Linked DNA regions of Homo sapiens: region 1 is linked to region 2. Evidence: chromatin loops called from intact Hi-C (ENCODE). Cell type or tissue: prostate gland. All regions are shown on one strand. Links, peaks and the distances in the headings refer to the core of each region. The heading gives the core; the rest is flanking DNA.

Evidence for each region. A loop is a pair of places that touch in the nucleus more often than their neighbours do. Peaks named below come from ENCODE experiments on the same cell type or tissue, not always from the same donor. Only the 100,000 strongest peaks of a DNase experiment are listed, where the experiment ranks them.
Region 1: a loop joins it to region 2, with 2.5 times the contacts of the local background. A loop is called at or near these places in 6 of 110 quality-filtered maps.

Annotation. Positions count from the first base shown.
Region 1 is chr6:111,500,932-111,503,845 of GRCh38, forward strand. It overlaps TRAF3IP2-AS1. Among named protein-coding and RNA genes, the nearest start is that of REV3L, 19 kb to the left of the region's middle. In prostate gland, for the core only: no CTCF peak of the experiment used is centred there; no DNase peak of the experiment used is centred there.
Region 2 is chr6:111,550,485-111,553,398 of GRCh38, forward strand. It overlaps TRAF3IP2-AS1. Among named protein-coding and RNA genes, the nearest start is that of TRAF3IP2, 54 kb to the right of the region's middle. RefSeq lists enhancers at 1-2,914, 2,298-2,914. In prostate gland, for the core only: no CTCF peak of the experiment used is centred there; DNase peaks (open chromatin) are centred at 1,187 and 2,027; H3K27ac peaks cover 2,381 bases.

The DNA.
Region 1 (2,914 bases), core at 254-2,753, 49 kb before region 2:
GGAGGCCGAGGCGGGCGGATCACCTGAGGTCAGGAGTTCGAGACCAGCCTGGCCAAAATGGTAAAACCCCGTCTCTACTAAAAATACAAAACGTAGCCGGGTGTGGTGGCACATGCCTGTAGTCCCAGCTGCTCGGGAGGCTGAGGCAGGAGAATCACCTGAACCTGTTTGCGCCACTGCACTCCAGCCTGGGCGACAGAGTGAGACTCTCCCAAAAAAAGAAAAAAAAATTGGGGGTGGCGGCAAACACAAACACATGGACTCCAAACTGACACTAGCACTTCTCCCTCATTCTAGTGACCAAAGCAATTTATGTGGCCAAGCCCGTATTCAAGGAGCAGAGAAACAGAATTCTCCTCTTTAGAGAACTTGCAAAGTGACATGGCAAAGGGCATGGATTCATAGAGGGATGAAGAATTGGGACGCTTAATACCACAGTAGGAGGCCAGGAGTGGTGACTCTTGCTTATAATCCCAACACTTTGAGAGGCCGAGATGGGAGGGCCCAGGAGTTTGAGACCAGTCTGGGCAACATAGGGAGACCCTGTCTCTCCAAAAAAAATTTAAAATTAGCCAGGTGTGATGGCACGTGCTTGTAGTCCCACCTACTGGGAAGGCTGAGGCGGGAGGATTGTTTGAGCCCAGGAATTTGAGGCTTCAGTGAGCTATGATTGCACCATTGCACTCTAGCATGGGAGGCAGCAAAGCAAGACCCTGTCTCAAAACAACACACAGTAGAGATGACCCGAACATGCTTGAAAGTACAAAGAAGGAATATGTAGAATGAGGAAGAAAGAGAAGTAAGGAGAAAGACAAATAAAAGTTCAGAGAATTAACCTTTGAAAACAGAAAAGATACTTCTGGGAATGGAAAGAAGGGAATTTGATTGGATTAAATTTAACAAATTAAAATCCAAGATGCCCAGTTAAAATTGAATTTTAGATGAACAATTTTTTTTAGTATTTAAGTATGTCTCATGCAATATTTGGCTCGGTACATTTGGTATTTTTTGTTATCTTAAATACTATTTACGTGTTTCTATATTTGGGACATAACTTTAAACTAAAATTTTTCTTTATTATTGTAAATTCAAATTTAACTAGGCATCCTGTATTTTATATGGCAACCCTACTTCGGATGAATTTTAAATAAATCCATGGTAAAGTAATCTATAAAGGGATAGATGGGTATATTCAGGGATTTAGTCCTAGAAAAAGTTCGGAACCGCTGCTATAGATGCTGTGTAGTGTCAGTGAAAGGATTGCTGAGCAGTAGTGAACTCACTTAAAAAGAAGCAGCATGACTTTTCTTGATTGAATCACTGCTAAGAAGAGTAATAGCAGAGATTGCTGGTACAAGGGACCACTTTGGTTTGGCTCTAGCTGGTGAGGACTGAGCAGGAGATTTGGGCATAATTGAAATGACTAGAGTCCAGGCTGTAAATGAAAGCAGGTGAAACCAGAAGATGAATTAGAAGGGACTGAGAGTTTGGCAGTCACAATGAGTCAAAGAGGTAGAAGTTCACAGGGAAGAAACTCAGAATTTACAATCTTGGAGGAATGGTTCTGTATGATAACGGGGTTAAAAATCCAATTTCACATTTACTTTTACTAAATTAAAAGTAAGAGCTCTGGAGACAAGATACTTGGTTTTGAATTCTGGTTGTGTGATCTTGGCCAAGTAATTTAACTTCCCTGTGTCTTCGCTCTTTATTTGAAAAATAGTAATAATGATGGTTCTTGGGGCCGGGCACAGTGGCTCATGTCTGTAATCCCAGCACTTTGGGAGGCTGAGGCAGGTGGATCACTTGAGGTCAGGAGGTCGAGACTAGCCTGGCGAACATGGTGAAACCCCGTCTCCACTAAAAATACAAAATTTAGCCAGGCATGGTGGCATGCGCCTGTAATCCCAGGTAGTTGGGAGGCTGAGGCAGGAGAATCGCTTGAACCTGGGAGGCAGAGGTTGCAGTGAGCCAAGATCACGCCATTGCACTCGAGCCCGGGCGACTGAGCGAGACTGTGTCTCAAAAAAAAAAAAAAAAAAATTGGTTCTTACCTCATAAGGTTATTGTGAAGATTAAATGAAATAAACCATGTGAAATACCAAGAACACTATGTCTGGTTAAGTGTATCTATAATCACTATATATGTGTGCCCTAGAGAATATTATTTTAAAGAAAAAATGGCAACAATACATTGTATATTTTCCTCCTTGGTAAGCTAACAAATGCTATGTTTGGTAAAAACAAACACAATTATCTACCTGTTGAAGCTCACACAACTTTTACTATTTAAGGTTGTTTTCTTTAACTGTTATTAGAAGAAAATAATTATGCTCAAGTCATATCTGTCTCATTTCCCTGTAGGTGACCATGCTTTGGGATTTTCATAGTTTGAGTAATTCCTATGGGCTCTACCACCCAGCGAGTTAAAGAAGACAAGATTCCACCCCCAGGGGGTTGTGGTTCTGGGAATGTGAGCAGCTTGTTTTCAGGAGATCTGCATCTTGATCTGGCCTGCTATTAGGATCTGTGGTGGTGGTGCCTGTCTGGTTTTAGTTGTTTCTTTTATCTTACACAGATTTTTGTAAGTTATTTGCATATAAAGGTTTTTGAAAAGTGAATGTTTTATGGGGGCATCTTGCTTATACAAAGAAAAATTAAAACTGTTTTAAAATAATCACTCGTGTTACACTTGTCTATTCTAAAATAAATGAAAGTATTAATGTTGTTGTCTGGAAGGAAAATGAAGACCAGGAAAATAGCTATGCTCTTAATGTTTTAAAATAAGGTAATATTATTCTCTGTTTGAATGGAGGCTTCTAAGGAATTACCACAGTCTCACACACAATCGACTTAAATGCATTCTTTATCTTTAAAAGGAAGCAGAATAGGATCATTGAGTAAATCACATGTG
Region 2 (2,914 bases), core at 191-2,690:
TTGCTGTGAAAGCTGTGATGTTATCAGTGACTTCTGAGGGGTGTTTATTGCTATAGTACATGATCTGAACCAATGAAGCTGGACATTTTAATGTGGCTGTTTTGATTTGACCTGGGTGAAAATTAGAGGTAAGCTTGCTTTTACAAACATTACTTAGTGATTTTTTTAAAAGCTGAATATTTACTAGTGCTTTTCAGGGTGCTTCAAAATATTAATATTTTCATGACAAAACCACCTTGTCAAAATGTCAGCTGTCATTTCCATCAAGATGCTGGTCCTCTAACCCTTCTTCCCTATTGTCCTGCTAAACTGGCAACTTCTAACCTACCAAGCGTTAGAAAAACAGAAAATTGCTCTTGTTAGAACCATGTATATAAAGTAAGAGTAAATGTGATCTGGGTGAGGGTCTGATGGTTGTGTTAGGAATAAGAGTGGGGAGGTTTAGTGCCTAAGCCTTGGGATACTGTTTTGGCTTGGAGGATTATCCCATGAAACCCTTTTCACCACTGATGCCGTAGGTGGAATTAGCTCTTCAGGCAGACATTTTTTTCTTCTTAGGGTCAAAGGTAAGGTGACATGTGAAGGGGCAGCCAAGGCATCATCGGGAGGCTAGGGCTTGATGGAAGGGGTAAGGGGGGTGGTGCCGGGCATCTGGTTGGAGGGAAGTAGGAACACAGGCAGAAGCAGAGAAGGGCCCTTAGTGCTGCCGAGCACAGGCTGCTGCTTGACGCGCAGCCCTCAGCTGGCTGGCCCTGGCTGGAGAATTTCTCCGCAGGTCATTGGTTTTACCACAGTCTTGTTTGGAAACCATCTGTGTTCTAGGAGCCCATGGAGAACGGGCATCTTATTTTGAAAATCAGTTTGAAGCTAAAGTGGACTTTTTAATTACAAATGAGAGCAATGAAAATATAGCTATTGAACTTTATTGTTATTTTGGCCTCGTAAAAATTAAAAGTAAACTTTTTTAACTCAAGAGGATTTTATAAAATCTCCCCATTTGTGTACATTTCAGACATGAGACTCTACCACCCCAGAACCCATCTGAGAGGAATTTAAATCTCAGGAAAGTAGCAGCTTTCTTCAAGTTTCTGAGTAACTGAACCTTGTAGATAACAACAGATTGGAAGATAGAATCAGTTAATCCCTGAACTCAAGGAACCCTTGGCCCATAGCCCAGACAATACAGCATGCTGAAAATTGGTCTGGTCCCAGCCTCACGTAAACCTGTTTCTCCTCTCCTGAGAAGAATGCAGCTTTTGACCACTGCCCAGTGTGAGAGCCCGGCCTCACTGTTAACACCTCAGTGAAGGCAAGAACAAGTGGTTTGCAGTGGAGGGCATCGCCTGGAAGGTGGCAAAGGCCAGGCAGGTACCTGCGGCCCAGCTGCTGCTCGACGATGAGGCTGGCAGCCAAGTCTAGCGCCAGCCTTTTCAAAAGCAGCCCTTTTGATAACACTGATTACATTTCCCTCACCGGAGCCTTGGGTTAATTGAGCAACAGCCAACTTCTCTGGGTAACAAAGAGGAGGGGAAAGTAATCCAAACACAGGTTTTATTATAAAAACCAGGGAGTGAGAGAAGTGTGTTTATTCTGTAAGATAACACACCTGCTCGGTGCCGGGGAGGCTCATTTCCATCAGTTGCCATGGCAAACTCGTTATACTTCAAGGCCATGTGGCTTTGTTTCCTTTTGGGATCTGGTCCTTGTCCTACCTTTTCTAACAACTCCAACACAATGACATGGAAGCCTGCGACAGCATAATTGATTTCTCCTTCCCTCTATCAACGGTTCACATTTGTTCAGCACAGGACTGAGTCTGCCTTCTCCTTTGAACTCCTTGCTAAGCATGAAGGCATGCTTCAGAGAGCCACCCTCATTAACATTCCAGGTCCCTCTTCCCTGTCAGCAATAAACAAGCCCTGCATCAATGGCCTCCTGCCTTCCACTTTTACAAATGAGTGGCTCAGTTCCATGTTTTGCTGCTGATCCAGGTGCCCAGGCGCATACAACGCGAGCCTAAGAAGCACGCGGGAGGGACTAAAAATAGAACAGCAGTTTTGGATGCATACCAGAGCAGCTACTTCATCTCAACTTGCTTTGCACGCTAAGCCTAATGGGATCCATCAGGCATGAGTTCTCTCGCGCGCTAGCTCCCTCCCTCTCCCCTCTCTCCCCAGCTGCCGATTTCCATCAGCCCCTTCCTGGTGAAGGGAGCAAAGGGAGGTCAGGCAAGGGACAAGAAATGTGTGCCCTTATGGTTTTCGTTTACAAGCCCTGGGAGATCTGGGGGCTGCAGTTACTCCTTCCATAAGAGAGTTTCTAGAAAAAAAGCAGGCAGGCCCAGAACATGGTCACCTCTGCCCAGGTACACTTTGGTCCAAGACTTTCATTGTTTAGCAAAGCCTCAAATATCACTTCCTAATCACCCAATACCTATAACCTGGACCCATGCTCCTATATTCCTTGAAAAGTTAAGTAGAAAACTAAAGTACACTGAGTGTTCCTCTTACAGATCCCACCTGCTTGCTTGAGGCTAAGAATTTGGGAGCAAATGCACAGTGAGTTGGCAACATGTGACTGCCAGGGTCTGCAAAAGCCACCCACCTGCCGCCAAGTACCCTATCCAAAAGTGATCCTATCCTAAAGCATTTTCCAATAGAAAATGGAAGAAGTCATATGCAGTTAGGAACATGCTATCCTGCCTGGGCACAATACCTCCCAGCATGCCAGCTGTGTTGACTGAGCGAGGCTCCTTTGTATGCTAAAGTGCCTCGTGCAGCCTCCCTCAAAAGGCGAGCCAGCATGACCATACGTTTCTCATGTCTACATCCAAAAGGTAATGCAGATGTTCCAAACAGCTAAGTATTATTCCAAGAAGTGCCATTTTTGTGGAATCAGAATTGTGATAGGACGG